2 separate regions of the Mus musculus genome follow, and region 2 is linked to region 1. The links are chromatin loops, found by intact Hi-C in ENCODE. Cell type or tissue: heart. All regions are shown on one strand. Each heading gives the region's core, and the rest is flanking DNA. Links, peaks and the distances in the headings are about the cores only.

Region 1 (10,659 bases), core at 956-8,955:
ACTATATAGCCCTGGCTGGTCTGGAACTTGCTATGAATATTAAGCTGGTCTTGAATTCACAGAGATCCACCTGTCTTAGCTCCCCAAGTTTTGGGATTAAAGGTGTGTGCCACTATTCCTAGCTCTACCTGATTTCTGAATATGGAGCTCACCAATTCTGAGTCCCAGGGATCCTCCAGTCTCCACCTTCCAAGTGCTGGGGTTACATGCCTAGCTTTCTACAAGGGTGCTGGAAATCTGAACTCTGGTACTCATGCTTACACAAAAGGTACTTGACTAAGTCACTTCCCAGCCCCTCTCAAGTATTCTTTTAAAGCTATGGCTTCCAGAATTTCCATCAGCAATCCCTGTAAAGAAAAATAAAGTAGACAGTTTTCTGCTATATGCCACACCTTCTCCACCTACTCCTGAACAAGAGAACCAGCTCACCTGCAGGTCGAAAAAGATGGGGGATCAACTTGCTGCTGTCAGGGTGCACAGTTGACTTCAAAGGGACAGAAGAAGAGGTTAGCTGGATGATGGATTTTATTATTTAGAAAACCAACAATTATAAAGGAGCCGAAACTTACAAGACTCTTATTCCATGCGTCTTTAATCTAAAGAGAGATAACAAGAAACATGTTTTAAAGGTGGTTCAACAGCAAACAGAATCTCTTGACCAGCCTTAATTCCTGATGCCACATTTATACTACCACTCATATGGGTAGGCTAGTGTAAAGAGACTAGTAAGTCAAAACTAATGTACCAGATGAATCAAATAAGTAAAAAATAAGCTAACAACAAGCCAAGTTTTGAGCTTTATGAAGAAACTGCCAAGAACATTAGGAAGTCCCAGCACCATGGAAAGGATTGCCATCTAACAGCCCTTCAGTGGGTCTAGAATAGTCCCCTAGTAGAGATGGCTCGCAAAGACTTTCCAATGCCATCAGCCCCACCACTTGTCACAGAGCCACCTGTCCATCCAGAGGCTTCAGCAACTTCTTAGAAAAACAAAGCTAATGTGAGCTTTCCACGGTTTGTTTTGTTTGAATTTCAAGACAGAGTTTCTCTGTGTAGCCCTAGCTGTTCTGGACCCAGCTCTGTAGACCACGCTTGTCTGGAATTCAGATCTGCCTGCCTTGGCTTGCCAAGTGCTGAGAATAAAGGTGTGTGTCACTACTGCCCATCTTCCATGGGATGTCTTGAGGGACTAATATTTATGAATTTGAGAAACTCTTTATGCAGCAAGATAGGTAAAAAAATACTTGGTCTGAGCTCACTGGTGGGAATACAACCCCATAGCAGGAACAGCAGGGCCACCTCTATGCTGGGGGCCATGCAGCTGCAAAAGCATCTCCTGCAGGAGGACCTAATTGAGGACTGCCTGAAAGACCAAGGATTGCTGGTGCAATAATCAGCCAATCAGGAACTGCTGTTTAGAAGAGATGCTTTCTTGGGACCAATGGGAGCATGGGTGAAGGGTATTAAAGGGGCTTGCAGCAGTGCTCAGATAAGCTTGCTCCAGCATTTCTCACCTGCTCCAGGAGTCTGTGTTGTTGACTCTGTGCCAACTCACCCCCAACCCTCAAGAGAAGGTAGGGTGGGGCAGAGAGCTGTCCAGCAACACAACCCTGCATTAGATTACTGCCTACAATGGAACGTGGAATTTGCTATGGGGCTCCAGGAATTGACCATATATGAAGAATTAACACTAGTTAGAAGGAACACTGCTCTAGCTGCATTATGAGATAGAATTCTTATGACACATTTTTGAAAAGTGATTCCCCTGGGCAATATGTACAATGACAGATTTAGTTACCAAACACTACTTCATTTCACTCTGAACAAGGTAAAACCATGTTGAACCATACACATCTGTGCACATATGAGCACATGAGACATACCACTTGGTTATCCAGGTAGTGTTTGGGTGCATCTTCAGTGGTAAATAACAACTGTCGTGATTTTTCTATGCTTCCCTGTAATTAGACATCAAGAAATCAGGCAACAATCTCAACATAGTCTGTGTTTATTCTCATCTTTAAAACACAGCCGGGGCTGGTAAGATGGCTCAGTGGTTAAGAGCGCCGACTGCTTTTCCAAAGGTCCTGAGTTCAAATCCCAGCAACCACATGGTGGCTCACAACCATCAGTAACGAAATCTGATGCCCTCTTCTGGAATGTCTGAAGACAGCTACAGTGTACTTACATATAATAAATAAATAAATCTAAAAAAAAAAAAAAAACCACAACCATCAGCACACAGCACTTCAGTTCCACACTTGATTTCAAGATGTGTCCCTAGGTTTTAATATAATAATAATTCTGTGTGTTGTTCAGAATTAGACCTTCTGGTTTCCTAGACAGCTCCAGCAGCCCCCACTAAAGCCTCCATCTCTCTGGTTTCTGGATGTCAACTGCCTTCCTAACCAGAGCCCTGGCAATCCCTAACCTCTCACCCACTTCCATAGCTAGCTGGTTCAGTGTTGTTCCTTACCTCTTTTTTTTTATTTTAATTTTTAGGAAAATAAATAAAACACAAAGAGTAATTATACAATAAAACACCTTACCCAGAAATAACAACAGACCACTTGGCACACAAACCTCATCACTTGGCTCTGTAGGAACAGCACCAGCTTATGAGACCCTGCAAATATGCCTAGACCCCCTAGACTAGAAACTGAGGGAGGGTCCACCCCTGAGCCTCGGCCTCTACTTACATCTCCTTTTCCTGACTCCTTTTCTTCTAGACACTCCATCCAGAGAGTCTCCTAACTCTTTTTTTTTTTTAATTAGGTATTTTCCTCATTTATATTTCCAATGCTATCCCAAAAGTCCCCCATACCCTCCCCCCCACGTCTCCTAACTCTTAACCTTGGTTAAGAAAGGGACTAGCTCTGTCATAGTCTTGTTGGATGGATTTTGTTTGAAACAACTTATTACGTAGCCCAAATGGCTCGAATTCACAATCCTCCCTCAGCTTCTATGGCAAGCAACTGACTCCTGGCTGGAAGACTGGTCTGGGTTAACTTGGAATCAGCAGCATCCAGCCCAGGTATGGTATCCTCTGCTCAACAGACTTATGTTTGACTTATCATTCTTCCAACCCAAAAACCTCACTCAAAAAATACAAAATATAATATTCTACACACGCGCGCGCACACACACACACACACACACACACACACACACACATGGACTGGGCTATTATTTCAAATTTCAAAATAAAGCACGAAATTCATTACTTCTTAAAACAAAACCATACTTACAATTGAAATAAACATGTTTACAGGATCTAATAAATCCATCCACTGACAAAATCTTCGAAAAAAGGCCTAAAGATGGTGAGAAAGAGACACACCAGAGAGAAGTTAAAAGAAATAAGGCTTAACAAGGTAGTCACAGTTCACTTTGGTGGGGGCATACTTACTAAAGAACTGTAAGTAATCTGACTTTTACAAAATGTATCTCCTCTAACCACTTGGGATAGAGTTTCATTTCAGAATTAAAAGCTAGAATTTGGGATTCATATTTTCTCTTTATATCCCCATATGACCTCAAGGTAATGACCTAGAAACACCTGACTGTTGTCTGGCTTTCTCTGCTACTATAAGGCTTAACTATAGCAGTAAGGCAGGCAGCCCAACAAGGGCTTTGCTAGGGTTACAGATCAGCTCACATGTGAAAGAGGTGTGTTTTGCTCCAACAAGCTGTCCATTTTCGAAACAGCTCCAGCCTTAAGTTCTGGATTTCCATGAACAGGGGTGGGCTAAGCTTAGTTTAAGGTCAAGGCCTCTAACAGTATTTAGAGCCTTGAGGCTCCATGAGGATATGCAAGAAGTGAAATTGGGCCAGACTGCCTGCACAGGTTACACACTGGACTTCGAAGTCTTTGTACCAAAAAAAAAAAAAGGTAGAATCGTAGAATCTATTTTTTATTACATGTTGAAATGTTATTTGGCATTGCTTGGACTAATTATGTTATTAAGATTGATAGTTGTGCCGGGCAGTGGTGTTGCACACCTTTAATCCCAGCACTTGTGAGGCAGAGGCCAGCCTGGTCTACAGAGTGAGTTCCAGGACAGCCATGGCTATACAGAGAAACCCTGTCTCGAAAAAAACAAAACAAAAACAACAAAAAAGATTGATAGTTGCTTCTTTTAAAACTTTTTAATATGATTACTAGAAGCACTACCCAACAGTGACTTCCCAGTCTCTAACCTGCTTAAAGCAGGGTGTATGTGTGGTCTTAATCCAAATGGCTGATTTAAGCAAACCTAGGAACCCGGGCAAGGGCAGTCCCACTGAGGACTGGAACTCCTTAGTGAGGCCCTACATCGGATGAGAGTGACTTTGTGGCCTTCTACAACCCAGCCTAGGACCTAAGTAAGAGATGCAAGAGCGGAGACCACTGAAGGGGTTGTTTTTCCCTCCGCACTACAGGATCTCTGAGAGGAAAGTCATGATGACGCAGGGCAGCCTGTCAAGGTCTTGCTGGTCAGGCCAGCCTCCCGCCCCCAACACCCAGCCCCGGAGTACTTGGCGTTCGGAAATCCAGAACTGCAGGTTGGGTTCCATTTGGACAGCGGCGCCACTACGCCCTTGGCAACGCCAGCAAGCGCCTCCTCCTCTTCTCTGAACAAACCCGAGTGTGATGCAGGCCCCGTTTGCTTTGCAGCGCAAGGGGTGGAGCCTATCAGCGTGTCCCGCCCCAGAACCCGAACGCTCCCCTGCTATAGGCCAAGTTCTTCTACTTCCTTTCCTCAAGTTAGAAGAATCCGAAGGGTCCGGGTACAGAGGCGTTCACTCCCACTTCCAGTCTCCACTTGGGGCGGAGACCCTGTAAGAAAGAAGACAGTGTAACTGATGCAAGAGATTTTCTACCGTCACGCCTGCGCTTATCAGGCGCACATTACCCCTGAAAACTGTTGTATACAAAGTCAAATGTACACGAGTTGGGTCAAGCCAGAGCCAGTTACATAATTTTCATGGTGCAGTGAAAAATAAAATTATCATGCCATTTATTAAAAAGTATTGAGATTTCCAAAAGTGTATATTATTGAAGCAAGTGTGGAAAAGTTGGATCTGAGTAGAGTGTACCAAACTCTCAGCCAGACCGGTTAGGTTTTAACCGGTTTCTTTCTAGCATTGGGTCTGTGATGAAAACTGAAAGGAGTTCAGAAACTGATTTTGTTGACAAAAATTTCAGTACTGTGGAGAGACTAGAAAGTTATGGCCTAGAGGCGAATTACCTTGACTAAGTTCTGGCCCTCCAGAGCAGCCATTCCTTGTCCACCTCTGTGTCAGAACTAACTTCTCATGACAACAGATAAAACCTTTTAGAATTTATTGATGATTTGGCAGACAACTAGCTTCTACCAAATCAAAAGTTAAGGATGGCATCAAATAGCATCTTGACCTTATGTGAAAGCTTCCTGCATAATGATGTACCTCTGCCTCTCTGATGTACCCACCAATGTATTTTAAAGCTTTCCTTGATTTGTGACTTTCTCCGTACTGTAAAACTATAACAAACTTTGTGAAATGGCTTTCACACGGGAATGTAAGATTTGGAGTAACCTAAACCTGTGTTCCCAGGCTCTGATGACTTAAAATAGCTCCAGAATAAACTCTTATTATCTTATTTTTTTTAAGATAAGAGAGGTTTTTTGTTTTTTGGTTTTTGGTTTTTTGTTTTTTTGTTGTTGTTTTTGTTTTTGCATCAACGGGTCAAATCCACTTTGGTTAAAAGCCAAATCAACTAGAGTCAAATAGGGCTTTCCTACCTTCTCTCAGTGTCAGGATAGATGGGACTTGAATGTGTGCCTAGAGTATGTGTGGTGTTCAGCAGGACTCCAGAGTGCAGAACTGGAGCCCCTGCACAACACTTATAGTTAAATGATTCTGGTCATGTCAGTATCTCCATCTAGAAAAAGGGCTAGTAATTGTACTAATCTTAGGGGCTTGCTGAAGATTGAAGGAAATGACTGAGCCAGGCTGAACCCATTGGAGGTGGCCAGTAGTAGCCATGACCACCACCTAGAGGTTATCAGTCCTTGCCTTTCTCGCCCAGGAATTCAGATCTGCCAGTTTATCTGGCTCTTCTCTTCAGTCACTTAGTTGACCTGACTCACTTTGCTATAGCCTTCAACAGTTCTCTCCACAGATAGGTAAAAGGGCCCCTCCTCAGTATTCCCATTATGCCAAGATATGCACTTGTGGTATCATTATGGTCTTTAGCACACTGCACTGTCTGATTGGCTCTACCCTTCAGTGAGTCACAGATCCAGTCCATCTGGCTCTCTGTGCTTTACCACTTTGGAAGTCCTACAGTCAAAAGAACCAGAATGATCTTAAGGGTAAGTTACTGTCACTCTTTTTTCTTTTTGAGGGAATATAGAAGGTAGTTGAGGCAAGGTCTCATCTCATACTGTAGCCCAGACTGGGTTTGATCTTCCTGGATACATACATGCATGAGCTGCAATGTCCATCAAAGATATTCCCCATCACATTTAGAATTCACTCCTTAGCTTGCCTGAGAGACTTTGGGTCCCTAACTGCCATTTTCCTTTATGCTCTAGTGGCATGACCTCCTTCATGTTTCCTGCCTAGAAGCCCCTTACTTCCTGCGATGGCTTGAATGAGAATAATCCCATATACTCATATATTTGAATGCATGGTCCTAAGTTGGTGTAACTGTTTGGAAGGATCGGGAGGTGTGGCCTTATCAGAAGCCCCAGGGATGGGATTGGAATTTTCTAAAACCCACACCATTCCCACTTGGGTGTCTTATCTCATGCCTGTGGATCAGATATAAGATCTCAGCTCTGTTCCAGTGTCATTCTTGCCAGCTGCCATGCAGGTCATGAACTAATCTGGAACCATGAGCCTCAACTTTCTTCTAGCCTTGGATGCTGGTGATACACAATAGATAGAATTACCCTCATTTTACATATAGACCCAGAAAATAGACCCAGTCTCTTTTCCCTCAGGACTTCCCTGAAAAACCTACTCAGAACACTGCTCCAACCCGGCAAGTATCTGATTTCTGTTTATTGGGCTTTTCTTCTAGAATCAAGTGCATAAACACAAAGGTTTATTTTTCTTCACTCCAATGCCTCCAAAGTCCAACCTGGCATATGTTTTTCATGGCTACCAAAATAATGAATGAAAGTAGGTATCAGTCTTGCCTACTAAGTTTCAGTTTCCTGAGAGTGGAGCCAGCCCTGTGTCAAATGCCCAATAAATATTTGTTGAGCTAACTTATCAAAGGAGAAACGGTGCCCCAGAATAAGTCAAAAACGCAAATATTTTAATGTTTATTTTTATTCTATATATCCAGCTCTTGAAGAAAATGACTTATGGATTAGACATAGTCCTTCATGATTATACCTCTTCAATACCTCAGAACACACAAGGACACTGTGAGTTAATGACTACAATTTAAAAAAAAAAAAAAGGGAAATTCAGCATAATTCACAAAAATTCAAGAGGAAATTTTAGGACCTTGATCAGAAGCTTCCATTAAGTGCTGGTGCTATGTGCTACTTCATTTCACCAAGTACTGGCACTATGTGCTACTTCACTGTAGACCAAGGTTCAGGGCAGGCTAAGGGAAAGAATGCTTACCCTCTAAGGACATGATCCAAGAAATGGGGGCCAAGCACTCGGGGAGAATTGGTTAGCCATCAAGAAGTCCCTAGTAAGAGCAGCTATGGAAGCAGCTAGCCACCTTTAGAGAGCCTGAACCTGTCTTAAAATTACAAAGCCTGTGGAGCAGTACTTATAAACACAAACATAATGAGGTTTTGCCATTCTATAAATAATCTTCAAGGCATTGGAAGGATTCCAGCTGGGGCTCTTTTTTGGCCTGAAAAGCTTCAGGTAATTGCAGACATAGGATGGCCTACTGATGGACCTTCTCAAAGTACTCTTTGGAAGCTGTTGGACTTGGCTTGATCTGAAAATTAAAAAAAAAAAAATTAAATCTTTTAGGAGGAACTTCATAATAGTAGTCTCAAAGATGAGCTCAAAGATTCTAGTTTTTTGTTTGTTTGTTTTTTGTTTTTTTTTAAGACAGGGTTTTTTTTGTGTAATAGCCCTGGCTGTCCTGAAACTTACTTTGTAGACCAGGCTAGACTCAAAAATGATTCACTGCCTCTTCATCTAGATAAAAGGTGTGTGCTACCATATCTGGCCCAAGCTCTCAGTCTTAAACTAAAATTTCTTCATTTTTGAAGATTAGCCTATTTTGTTCAAAACATATAGATAAAAATTAACTACTAGCCTCAGTAGAAACTGTCCATCTAAGTGTTACCAACCCACACTCAGCCAGCACCTCTTGGTAGATTATCCTTGAGCAAAGACCTGGAGTTGGGGCGTGGTGCTCTAAGGAAAACAACATACCGTAGGGGACTCTGGTGTCCAGTTGGCTGGGCAGACTTCTCCATGGGTCTCCACAAACTGGAACGCCTTTACCAAACGGAGTGTTTCTTCCACACTGCGGCCCACCGGAAGGTCGTTGACACTCAGGTGCTTGACGACACCATTAGGGTCAATAATGAAGAGACCTCTGCACAGAATTTATCCTCATTAACAGGACTAGTGCCAACAACTCATTTCTTTCCTTTTATGTCTTTATTCTCCTATTAGTAAATTCATCAACTTGTCAAAGGCTTTAAAATGGGAGTTTTAGGGATTAAAGAGACTACTTAGCAATTAATAGTTTGTACTGTGTCTATCCAGAGGACCTGAGTTCAATTCATAGAACCCATTGGAAGGGAACCCACTCAACTGCCTGTAACTCCTGCTCCAGGGGATCTGACATCCTTTTATAGCCTCCAAGGGCGAGTACTCAAATGTACATAATTTTACAGAGTTACACACACATAATTAAAAATAAATCTTAGAAAAACCAACCTGAAATTAACATTATAAAAAAGTTTATCAACTTTTAGTAATGACAGATGCTCTAATACAAGGCCACCAAGGAAAGCATACATTATGGGAACATTGAAAAACTGTATTCCCAATGTGATATATGATACCTAAAAAGAATGAACTAGAGACAGTAAAGACTTTTACACAGTGATCTAGTATACATTCTTTGGACTTCTATATCACTCTGGTAATGTGATCACATATATGTAAAAGGGAGAGATTGAAGTTGCATCCAATAAATATTTAAAACTTCCTTTAAAAAAAAAGATTTTATTTATGTGTATTTGTTGTGTATGCATGCATGCAAATACCCAGAGTCCAGAAGAAGGTGCTGGACTCTCTGGAGCTGGAGTTACAGGTGGCTATAAAATCAAACTCTAGGGGCTGGTGAGATGGCTCAGCAGTGAAGAGCACTGACTGCTCTTCTGAAGGTTCTGAGTTCAAATCCCAGCAACCACATGGTGGCTCACAACCATCCGTAATGAGATCAATGAGATCTGATGCCTTCTTCTGGAGTGTATGAAGACAGCTACAGTGTACTTACATGTAATAAATAAATAAATAAATAAATAAATAAATAAATAAATAAATAAATACATCTTAAAAAAAAATCAAACTCTAATCCTCTGTAACACCAATGAGCACTCATAACTGCTGAGTCATCTTTATAGCACCTCACAATCCCTTTTGGTTTTTCCTTTGAGACACGGTCTTTCTACATAGTCCTAGCACTACTACATAGACCAAGCTGGCCTAGAACTCATAGATCTACCTCTCCCATCCAGTGTATACGGTACTGGAGACTGAACCCAAGGCTTCTTGCATGCTAGGTAAAAGCTGTGAGCATACTCTGCCGTCTTTTCCAATTGTGTGTGTGTATTTTTTTTTAAAGATTTATTTATTATTATACATAAGTACACTGTAGCTGTCTTCAAACACACCATAAGAGGGCATCAGATCTCATTATGGGTGGTTGTGAGCCACCATGTGGTTGCTGGGATTTGAGCTCATGACCTTCGGAAGAGCAGTCAGTGCTCTCACCTGCTGAGCCATCTCACCAGCCCGTCTTTTCCAATTGTTAAAGCAGCTGTTGAAATAAAAACTAAATTCTCAAATATAAAAATGAAGAGGAAGAGGAGGAGGAGGAAGACCAGGGAGGAGGGAGAAAAGATGGAAAGAGAACAAGATGACTCAAGGTAAGAATCACGAAAACATGCCATGAGGGCTGGCCAACTGGAGTTATGAGATGTCCAGATGGAACATGGAAGATACAACTAAGGGTTATTGATGGGGAAGTAATTTCTAATGGCTTAAAGGATAGATATCTGCCCAGGTCTAGTGCTATAAAGGGCTTATTATAAATGTAAAGGTTGTGTGTCTTTTATCTGGGAACTGAATGATCAAGACAGTGTAGAAACCCCGAATAGAGAGTAAATAATTACTATGAGTTCCTGGAGTACAGACCAGCTGAGAACATTCAGCATCATGGACTGAACAACTACAGTATTCTTGGACCTATCATTAGTAGACAGCCATTGTTAAGACTAGTTGGACCACAGCCTATAAGCCATTCTAATAAATCTATGTATATAAACACCACACACACACACACACACACACACACACACACACACACACACACACACACACACACACTGTCTCAAAAATCAAAACTACCAACAAAGATCCAAACCTGTACTTCTTCCTGAGTTTTACCAAAACTGACAAATGCTTTAATAG
Region 2 (10,659 bases), core at 1,307-9,306, 70 kb before region 1:
TGATATGGTGCTCACAACCACCTCTTCTGTACATCTCGAGATAGCTAAAGTGTACTCATATGCATTTGGAGCCAGAGGTAGTGGCCCACCCCTTTAATCCAGCAGGGAGGCTCAGGCAGACAAACCTAAGTGTGAGGTCAGCCACCCTGGTCTACACAATAAAACCCTGTCTCCACCACCCCCTTAATAATAATTTTAAACAATTCTCTTTTTTTCCCCCCTAGATAAACCTGAATTGAGTGGAGAAGCTCTAGCTTAAAACAAGCATGTTAAAAACCTTGGGTTGAATTCCAGCACCATTTCTTTTTTTTAAATTAACAGAATTGAGGCTGGAGAGGTGGTCCAAGAGCACTTTATTCCTCTTTCAGAGGACCCAAGCTCTGCCTCCAGTACCCACATTGTGGCTCACCACCATCCCAGGACTCTCATACCCTCTCTTTCTGATCTCTGTGGACATCAGACATACACGGTGCATAAACACACACACAAGCAAATCACTCATACACATGAGTCCTATAAAAAAAGTCCTATAAAAGTTTATTATTTAGAAGTGAACTAGATCTACAGGTTTAATGACTGGTTTCAGAAATGGTGCTTCCCAGTTCTTCCAGTGAAACAATATTGCTTCAATTCTCCCATATGCTAAGTTTATACCTGAACAAATCACATACCAAACTACTTACTAACCAAAAAACATAGCATACCAAACATACCTTACTAAACATCTTTACAAAATATTCTAACTCATCATATATATCAACAATGGTTTGTCCTCCAGTGCTGGAGACCAAACCCAGGGGCTTGCCTCCAGTGTGCCAGGCCAAGACATGACCCTGACCCTACACCTACCCCTTATATCAAATAGTACTCACATGCAAACAAATACAAACTCCTCAATGTTATGTGTGAGGAAAGACTATTTTCGCTTGGGCCAACCTGCTACCCATGAAAAACTTACTAAGCCCAAGTGACACACAGAAAACTAGTTACTTACTATATTGGAACAAAAATGCCTTCCTGTTTTAAGTACTACCCTCTTCCTGGAAGTGTGCCTAAGGTTAGTTTTCCATGTTACTTTAGGTGTTTTTCAAAGCATTTAACCAAAAGTCCCTATCCACAAAAAAAAAAAAAAAAAATTAGTAAATGCATTTAACAGTAAAAGCAGGATAGCTTAGCAATTTAGAACACTGGCTATTCTTCAAGGACCTGGGTTCTATTCCCAGCACCTACATGGACGTTCACATCATCAATAACTCCTGCCTGAATCTTGAGTTCCAGGGGGATAGTTCCTGATACCCTCTTCTAACCTCCAAGAGGGCAATACTTGCATATAGTGATAGACATACATACAAGCATTCATAACATAAAATTAAAAGAAAAATTGTAACAGCAACATTAAAATGACATACCTAATCCCCAATTTTACACTAAGGATTTAAACTTTAAGCTATTATCTAGTGTTTGCAATATGAAATACAAATCAAGTTAAAGCTAAGGACTAAACCCATGAAAAAATAAAATACAAAACACTGGAAATATAAGAATAATCCACTTTCCCAATGTGTAATTTTTAAATGGGCATGAGATTTCTTTACTTCAAAAAAAAATACTAGATTTTTTTTTTTTACTTTATGTGTATGAGTTTTTTGCTTACATGTACCACACATGCATGCCTTTGGATGTCAGAAGAGAATGGATCCCCTTTTAACTGGAGTTAAGTTGGTTTTAAGGCACTGTGTGTGCTGGCAATCAAACCTGAGTTTTTGCCCACAATGTGTGATTTCTTACTGTCACTTTTAAATTCTTGCTTAGAAGCTTGATGTGGTTGAATCGACTGAAGCAGTAAGATCAAATTTGAGAACCTGGGCTACCTAATAAGGCTCTGCCTCAAAAAAAAAAAAAAAAAAAAAAAAAGCAAAGTAAATAAACCTTTAATGACAGATTTAAGAGTTGTTTTCTTAACGATGGGCCAAAGTCTAAGCCCAAAAATCTAGCTTTAAAAGTTTCAAAAAGCTCACTTGAATATCAAACATTTGCTTGATGTGATGGAGTGTGCCTTTAACTTCAGCACTTGGAAGGCACACAGATCACTGAGTTCTAGGGCACAGCTGGGGCAGGGACAGCACACACCTTAACCCCCCCCAGAAGAAAAATATGAGGGAAAATATAGACAATAGACTGAAATTGAAACAAACTCTTCATGATGATCATGGCTGTGAGTCCTTACTCTTAACTTACAACTGAGACTTGAAATTACCTAATTGTGTGAGAGCAGCTAGAAAGAATTATTTCAACCCTTAGATGATTTCGAGATTAAGATCTATAAACTGAAATCCAGAATTATATGTATTATTAGAAAAACAGCACTCTGCGTTTCTCCTGAGTATATGACTGAAACCATGTATCTACCAATAAAGAAAAGGTTCATATCAATCCTTCATTTTTCACTAATTCCTTCAACAGATTAAGTATCCAACCTATATCGTTACTACTCAGTTGTGGGGTTTCATAACAGTTTTACCTTTTAAGGCAGGAGTTGTAGAGTTTGAGTGTAAAAGGCTTTGACACTTTTCCACCCCAAAATTACCAATTAGAATGGCTTGAAGGTCTATTTTATTTATTAAAATAATGCACTAGATTAGCTCTAAATATCCCTGGGGCTACAAAATGCTACAGATAAAACATTTAGGTAAACCTTTCTTAAAAGTGAAAACCCATTTTATCATCTACTTGTTCTACAAACAGTGCCGCACGTGTGATAGACAATCTGCTCCTGTCAAATCCCTGGGAAGCTAAGGCATCACTACTTGCTACTTGGGAAACTGTAATGGGGCTGCAGCAAGAAGTCAATACGGGCCTTAGGGAAAATGCACCAAGACCCAAGTTAGCCACACAGTACCACAAAGTCCTAGTCTACTTTGCTAACACTCTCCCCAGCTTACTCATCATTAATCAAGTCAACTTAGAAACTGTGAAAAGAAATTTAGAACACATTATGTAACCTTTCTACTTTAAAACTTTATTGTAATATTAACCAAGTTCACATGAAGATTCCAAACAGGAGAAAGATAAGGTCAGCATGTTACTATGTATGTATGTAGGCCAAAGACTGTAGTGCTTTAACTAGACTACTATGGTAACTGCTGCTAAATGTTACAACTTAAACATATATTAATAGCTATACCTAGTAAGTCTATCCAATTCCATTTTCTACAGCACAATGCAATTCTAAGTTTCAAAACATTAAAAGTCCTAAATTAGCTAGTTCTATTTTCAATAATAGATTAGTACTAGAGGTATTGGGTGACCCACAGTGCATTATTATTCTACTCCAGACTGCTTCCTAACCACAAAAAATATTAATGTATGTAACCAACACATCTTCATTCCTGAAAATTATCAGCAGTATTCTTTTATTATAAGTTTTGAGTCAAATGGCCTTTTCACAAAATGTAACTTCCACTTCTAACAAGCTTGCCAAACAAAAACCTGCAACATACATGGTTTATTTTTCCAGTTTGGACTGGAAGGGTTGAAAAGGGCACAAATACTGAATTATCAGGTTTTATTTTAAAAAATAAAAAGCAATTTTTAAAGGTCAGATCAGATATGCGCACACGAGTTTTCCACGACACAATGTCAGAGATCCGGGCAAGTCTTTCCTGCAAGCACTAGGCTTAATTAAGCACACGTATGGAAATAGAAATAGCACTCAGTGGCTCTGCGGTGGAGGAAAAACAAAAAAACAAAAAACAAAAAGCTGATCTGGATATCAAGAGACCTTGGTCTTAGTTTTCTGACACTCCCAAGTGACCTTGGGGAAATCACTCTTTCTAGGGCTTGTCTGGGTAGATCATTTTTAAATCCCTAAAGAATACTAACTTTACTGGATTCGAAATACTTTCGAAATGACCCTCATCATTTCGGGGGGTGGGGGGGAGGACACCACAGGAAACAAGTTAATGGAGCAGAGGCCTGAAGTGCAAACTAGTAGTGAGGGAAGTAGACCCTGACCCAGAAGGCCTCCGCGTGGGATCAGGAACCAGACGTGCCCGAGAGGTGGAGTGAAGGTAGACTAGCCGGCTCCCGACCCCGGCGGGAGGTGGAGCGGAGGTTCTCGCGTGCATTGTCCCCGGGAGGGAGCCATGTTTCCTCCTCCCGGCACTCCCAGATGGCGGCAGGGAGCGCGGGGCTTCCCAAGCAGCCCGCGGGTTTGAAAAGCCAGCAGAAGGCCGATCGTAGCGAAGAATCGCAAGACCCGAGAGTCCTGACCCGCTGGGCCGTGGCCCTGCGACGCAAGCCTCGGGCGGCAGCCACTCAACACACACCAGAGCGACGGTTCCTGATCCGCGCCTTCCGCCGCGGCCCGCTTGAGTAGGGAGGCCGTGCGCAGACGCGGCCCGGTGGCGGCGGCCGTGACCACTGGCCTCCACAGCCCGGGCTGCGGGCAGCAGGCGGAGGCCCTCGAAACTCCCAGGCCTCGGGCCGGCCCTGCGCGGCGCGACCCGCTGCCTTACTCACCGTTGGCGCGCTTGAGGGCATTTTCCGGCCTCTGGAAATAGGCCGGCATCTTGACGGTACGCTCAGTTCACCCGGCGTCAGCGAACTCCCTAGTGGCCTGGACCGGGAGAGAAGGCGGAGGGGAACTAGCGCGAGCTTCCACGCGCCTCGCCAGCAGATGCCCGCGCCCAGCCGGCCAGAGACGGAAAGGAAGGAACCACGTGATTCCCTCGCGGCGGCAGCGCCGCCGCCCGAGCCCCGGATGTAGGAGGCAGGCCTTTGCGCATGTTCCGCCTTTCTCCGCGCGCAGGCGCGCTGGCGTCTCGAGCGCGGGCTGACGTGGCGCTGGGTGCCGAGCAGCGCGAGCTGTGGTGTTCTTTGGTTGCGGGAGGGAACCTTCGGGACCGTTTTCTCCGACCACCTCTGCCCCCCGCGGACACAGAGTGGGAAAGGGAAATTTGCGGTCTGATCTGCGACGAGAAAAGGCAGTGTCTACACAGTCATAGCCAAAATGACGTGCGCGGAAGCAGGCCGCGTTAGGGTCGCATCGCCTCTGCCGGGACCTCTCCTGGAAAGGTTGAAAATACTGAACGGAAGTGCTGACCCCGTATCGCTGGCCAGTGGTGTTCATCCCTGAAAAATAGGTCACCAGTCACTTGATTGACAAGGAAGGGGAGGGAACAAACGAATAATAAACAGAGTTATTTGGTATCCTCCTAGGGTTAGTGTCCCAAGGATTCCCGAAAGAAGGGGAGTAGAAGACCCAGGAACCTGGCTTGTATATTTGAAAATACGCGAGTGTCATCGATTTTTACATACAGCTCACGTCACAAACAAATATAAGAAATGTGTTGGTGAAGAAATGGCTTATTGCAAGCCATGTCTTTTATTGCTACCTAACAAATGTAGTGTTCACAGATTAATTACTATGCTTAGAGCTTGAAAGCCATTTAAACCGCGTCGAATTATTAGGCTCTTGGTAGGAAATTAACTTGAGTTCAGGGCTGTGGCTGTACAGTGGCTGAGCGCTCCTCTAGCACACACAGGGGCCTCCATAATCCCTGGCACCACACAAAGGTTCAGAGAAAATTCAGGAAGAAAAGAATAAATTATTGTAAGTTTATTACATATTTTACAATAGTATGGGACATGTGAGTTAATGAGATACTGTGTCAATGAATGAGGAAACCTTAAAAAATAAATAAAACCTGAGCGTGGTGAGAATCTACGCCTTTGGCCTTTGATCCCAGCACTCAGGAGGCAGAGTCAGGCAGATCCCTGTTAGTTCCAGGCCAGCCTGGTCTATACAGGGAGTTCTATAGACCAAAGCTACACAGAGGAAAACCTTTCTCGAAAAACAAATTAATGAGAAATATTTTAAAGCTATTTAAAGGTCTGAAGAGATACTAATCTTGCAGAGCACTCTAGTTCAGCCACATCAGACTGCTCATAACCACCTATAACTCTAGTTTTGGAGTATCTATCATCTCTGGCTTACCCAACACTTGCATTCACATGAACATACCCACTCAAAGATACAGGGCACACTAAAAACAATAAAAAATATGTTAAAGTTCATTTCAAGAGTTCTTCCTCCAGAATGCTTAGACCATGCTAAATCATGAACTTTCACCTTCCAAAACAAGTACCCGGACAGGATTGGTGTAAAAGAGCATCCAGTATTTACAAGCTTTACCAACTGTTTTATGGGCATGATCAAAGGGTTTCTTTGTGTATATTATAGTTAAGTCAAATTTTAAAAGCCAAACATAAAGAGCAAATAGTTCTTTCATGCAGTTTTTAATTACATAAAAATTACTTCATAGGCTAAAGAAAGACTCAAGCAGTAAAATAAAAAGAAACTTGGCCTAAATATCAGAAAAGGCTTTCTCACATTCTCGACTCCATTATCATAACAAAAAATAGTAAAATAGAAGCTGAAGAAATGGCTTAGCAGTTAAGAGCACTTTTTGCTCCTGAAGAGAGAATCCAGGTTTGATTCTAAGCATCCATAAGATGGTTTATAACCATCCATCCATAACTCTAGTTCTAGGATATCTTACACCTTTGACCTCTACAAGCACCAGGCACACACATTGTACATAAACATTCATAAGGGAAAATAGTCATGAAGGTAAAGTGTGTTTAACATTACCTATTTGGTAGGCCCACAGTCAGTTGACCACTAGAAAATTAAAAGAAGTGAAATGAAATATCCCTCATATTGATGATTTCCCCTTTGTGTTATTTAAAGCATATTAATCATCGGTGACATATAGACAATGATCACATGTGTGCATTAAAAAAATGAGTCAAATTAGTTATATACAGTGGCTGGTATGTAATCCAAACCACTCAAAGCCTAAGACAGAAAGATTGCTTGAACCTCAGAGTTCAAGAACAGCTGAGCAGCAAATAAGACACCACCTCCAACAATTTACTTAGAGTCTGGTACTCATTTTTTTTTTAAGATTTATTACATGTAAGTACACTATAGCTGTCTTCAGACACTCCAGAAGAGGGCATCAGATCTTGTTACAGATGGTTGTAAGCCACCATATGGTTGCTGGGATTTGAACTCAGGACCTTCGGAAGAGCATTTGGTACTCTTAACCACTGAGCCATCTCTCCAGCCCCGAGTCTGGTACTCTTTGTTAATGAAAATAATAATGCTGATTATCGGGGGTAAATACATTCCTCCAACAGGCTTTTGGTACCAGCTAGCAGCCATAATGTTGAGTGTTAGAGATATTAAAGTCTCAATGCTTCATTTCAAAGAATTCGTGAGTCCCTGGTAAAAATAGATGCTTATACAATGAAAATTGAAATAGAATCTAATTGGACCAAGAGGAAAGCATAATTGCCAGCTGATTAATACTCACTTAGCAGAAAACAACCATTCAGGCATGTCAAAAGTTGATAAATATTTTTTTCCTTGTCAAGTTACTTTTGTACTTCCTGAGATAATTTCTCTAATACAATATAGGGAGTGGTTTTGAGAGGGGTTCAGTTTTTCTCTTTTGTTTTGCTTTTGAGATATGATCTCACTGTGCAATGAAAACATTACAAAGTGGCCTAGAATTTTCAATTCCCCCTTAGTCTGAAGTGTGCTCAAGCTACAGGCATGCACCAACATTTATCATTTTATTTTCAAGAATATGGGAATGTACTTATAATCTATGATTCATAGTAATGCGTTCATTCAGCAAATCTTTATCAAGTGTGTACCATGTGCCAAGCATAACAAATATACATTTCTGATAGGTGTAAGGGTTACAACAGCAAATAAAATAGTCTAACTTCGTACTTTAGTAGAATCCTAGGAAGAAGCCCATAATCTCCATGAAAACAGAAACCACTGCAGTGCAGATTCTTCTGTTGCTCCAGGCCCACACTGTGTCTTTCTGTACCTAAAAGACCCTGCCCATCTCCTGCCATCATTTCATTAGGAACCAGTCATTCCATTTTATTTTATTTTATTTTATTTTATTTTATTTTATTTTATTTTTGAAACAGTCTCACTACGTAGTCTGGCTGGCCAGAAGCAAGAGATCCACCTGCCCTTGCCTCCTAAATCTGAGATTAATGACCCCTACCCACCTAACCCTACCCTTGCTTTTAAAACCAACCTTCTCATTCAGGTTTTGCCTAAGTATTACTTCCTCCAGAAATTTTCCTTGGCACCAGATAAGGCTAGATGCCAAAAATTTAAACATTAGTTGGGTGTAGTGGCATATGCCTTTAGACCCAGCACTCCGGAGGCAGACTCAGGCATCTGTGAGTTTCAAGATAGCCAGGAGTACAAAGAGAGACCATGTCTCAATATATATGTTGAACATTAATAACATCATGTCTTATCCTTTATTATACGTAAGAATGGATAAGGATGATAATTTGTAGTGTTTACAAGTGTATCTGAATGCTTGGCAGAGCAACAGTCGGATAGGCTGCTTAAAAACTAATCATGGAAGATTAACAAATGAAAATCCACAACAATATTTAAATAAGACTTTCCAGTTCTATCTGTAGGGAAGAACAAGATTAGAAGCCCAATGTGTTTCATCTTTAGTTCTTAGCACATCTGCCCTTCTACTTCCAGTTTCCCAAATGTTTAAACACAAGAACACAAATATAAATGAAAATACACTGGTCTCTTCACAAAGCTCCTGAGTACACTGGTTCTAAGCCTGTCACTACACTGAAGTTCAATTGTGATTTTTCTGAGTGTCCACACATAGTGTGCTTTTCTATACCAGACTACCAACCCCTCAACACAATACTTCAGGCTCCAACTCAAAGCCTTCCATTATCAAACCATTCTTGACCATAAGGTACCTTAGCTGCCCCACTCCCTGTGCTCTTGGCCCATAGCACTATTTTTTTTAATTAATTAATTTATTTATTATATGTAAGTACACTGTAGCTGTCTTCAGACACTCCAGAAGAGGCAGTCAGATCTTGTTACGGATGGTTGTGAGCCACCATGTGGTTGCTGGGGTTTGAACTCCAGACCTTTGAAAGAGCAGTCAGGTGCTCTTACCCACTGAGCCATCTCACCAGCCCCCATAGCACTATTAAATTCCATCAAAGAGCCAGGCTTGGTGGCACATGCCTTTAATCCCAGCACTTGGGAGGCAGAGGCAGGCGGATTTCTGAGTTCGAGACCAGCCTGGTCTACAAAGTGAGTTCCAGGACAGCCAGGGCTATACAGAGAAACCCTAACTTGAAAAACAAAACAAAACAAAAAATAAAAATAAAAAATTCCATCAAAGTACCCATCTCTCTGGTCACCCTGCTCATCCTGCAGCCCTGGGAAAGGGCTGGCTGAGCTCCTTCTTAAGTCTACTGGCCCCCAGAGCGGAGATCAGACACCAGCCACTGCTTCTCCGTAATTACTCTCAGAGCTCACTACTGGCAGCTTAGACCAAAGCTTCTTATAGGGATTATGTAACTGAGTGTGGTAGTTGCAAAATGTTAGGCAACAGTGAAAGGTTCCTGAACACACAGCCAAAAATTAATTCAAAATCCAGTGCATAGTAAACCTGGGGTTACTGGCACAGCCAGCCCATGTTGCATCATGCAGCCTTGGTTCTGAACATGTGCACTTTGCACATGCTCTTATATCCAACCAAGCAGAAAGCCTGAAAAAAAGCTAAAATTAGCTAGAATTAGGGCAGAGAGATGGCTTATCAGTTAAAAGCACTGGCTGCTTTTCCATCAGATCTCAGTTTGACCCCCGGCACCCACATGGAAGCTCACAACCATCTATACCTCAGGTACCAGGGAATCTGACACTAGCTTTGGCCTCTTGATGGTACCAGCCACATGAGTGGTATAAAACAGACATTCAGGTAAAACATTCAAACACATGAAATGTTTAAATGAAAAAAAAATCTTAAGAAAACTGAAATTAGTATTTATATAAGAAGTTCTATTTATTTGTATAGGAAGTTTTCTGCTCTTAAAATGTTGCTCACGCCTTTAATCCCAGCACTCCAGAGGCAGGTGGATTTCTGAGTTCGAGGCCAGCCTGGTCTACAAAGTGAGTTCCAGGACAACCAGAGCTATACAGAGAAACTCTGTCTCGAAAAACCAAAAACAAACAAACAAAAAACTAATAGTTTGGACTGGAGAGGTGGCTCAGCTGTTAAGAGCATCAACTGCTCTTCCGAAGGTCCTAAATTCAAATCCCAGCAACTACATGGTGGCTCAACCATCTGTAACAAGATCTGACGGCCTCTTCTGGGGTGTCTGAAGACAGCTACAGTGTACTTACATGTAATAAATAAATAAATCTTAAAAAACAAACAAACAAACAAAAAACAACTTCCGGGAGTGGTGGCACATGCCTTTAATCCCAGCACTTGGGAGGCAGAGGCAGGTGGATTTCTGAGTTCAAGGCCAGCCTGGTCTACAAAGTGAATTCCAGGACAGCCAGGGCTATTCAGAGAAACCCTGTCTCAAAAAAACAAAACAAAACAAAAAAGAACAAATAGTATAATTAAAAAACATGAAGGCTTGCTGGGCAGTGGTGGCACATGCCTTTAACCCCAGCACTCAGGAGGCAGAGGCAGAGGCAGGCAGATTTCTGAGTTTGAGGCCAGCCTGGTCTACAGAGTTAGTTCCAGGACGGCCAGGGATACACAGAGAAACCCTGCC

Evidence for each region. Hi-C counts contacts between places; a loop is a spot of excess contacts. Peaks named below come from ENCODE experiments on the same cell type or tissue, not always from the same donor. Only the 100,000 strongest peaks of a DNase experiment are listed, where the experiment ranks them.
Region 2: a loop joins it to region 1, with 2.1 times the contacts of the local background. A loop is called at or near these places in 5 of 42 quality-filtered maps.

Annotation. Positions count from the first base shown.
Region 1 is chr19:60,856,781-60,867,439 of GRCm38, forward strand. It overlaps Sfxn4 (sideroflexin 4), which reads right to left and starts at 4,648. Exons shown (of 14, transcript NM_053198.4): 1 at 4,519-4,648; 2 at 3,249-3,314; 3 at 1,884-1,958; 4 at 570-596; 5 at 430-484. The coding sequence starts at 4,557. Prdx3 (peroxiredoxin 3) reads right to left here. Exons shown (of 7, transcript NM_007452.2): 6 at 8,386-8,551; 7 at 7,286-7,939. The coding sequence ends at 7,886. In heart, for the core only: no CTCF peak of the experiment used is centred there; a DNase peak (open chromatin) is centred at 4,681; H3K4me3 peaks cover 1,178 bases; H3K27ac peaks cover 1,135 bases.
Region 2 is chr19:60,785,948-60,796,606 of GRCm38, forward strand. Eif3a (eukaryotic translation initiation factor 3, subunit A) reads right to left here and starts at 4,746. Exons shown (of 22, transcript NM_010123.3): 1 at 4,522-4,746. The coding sequence starts at 4,570. In heart, for the core only: a CTCF peak has its summit at 4,710; DNase peaks (open chromatin) are centred at 4,134 and 4,774; H3K4me3 peaks cover 3,595 bases; H3K27ac peaks cover 3,017 bases.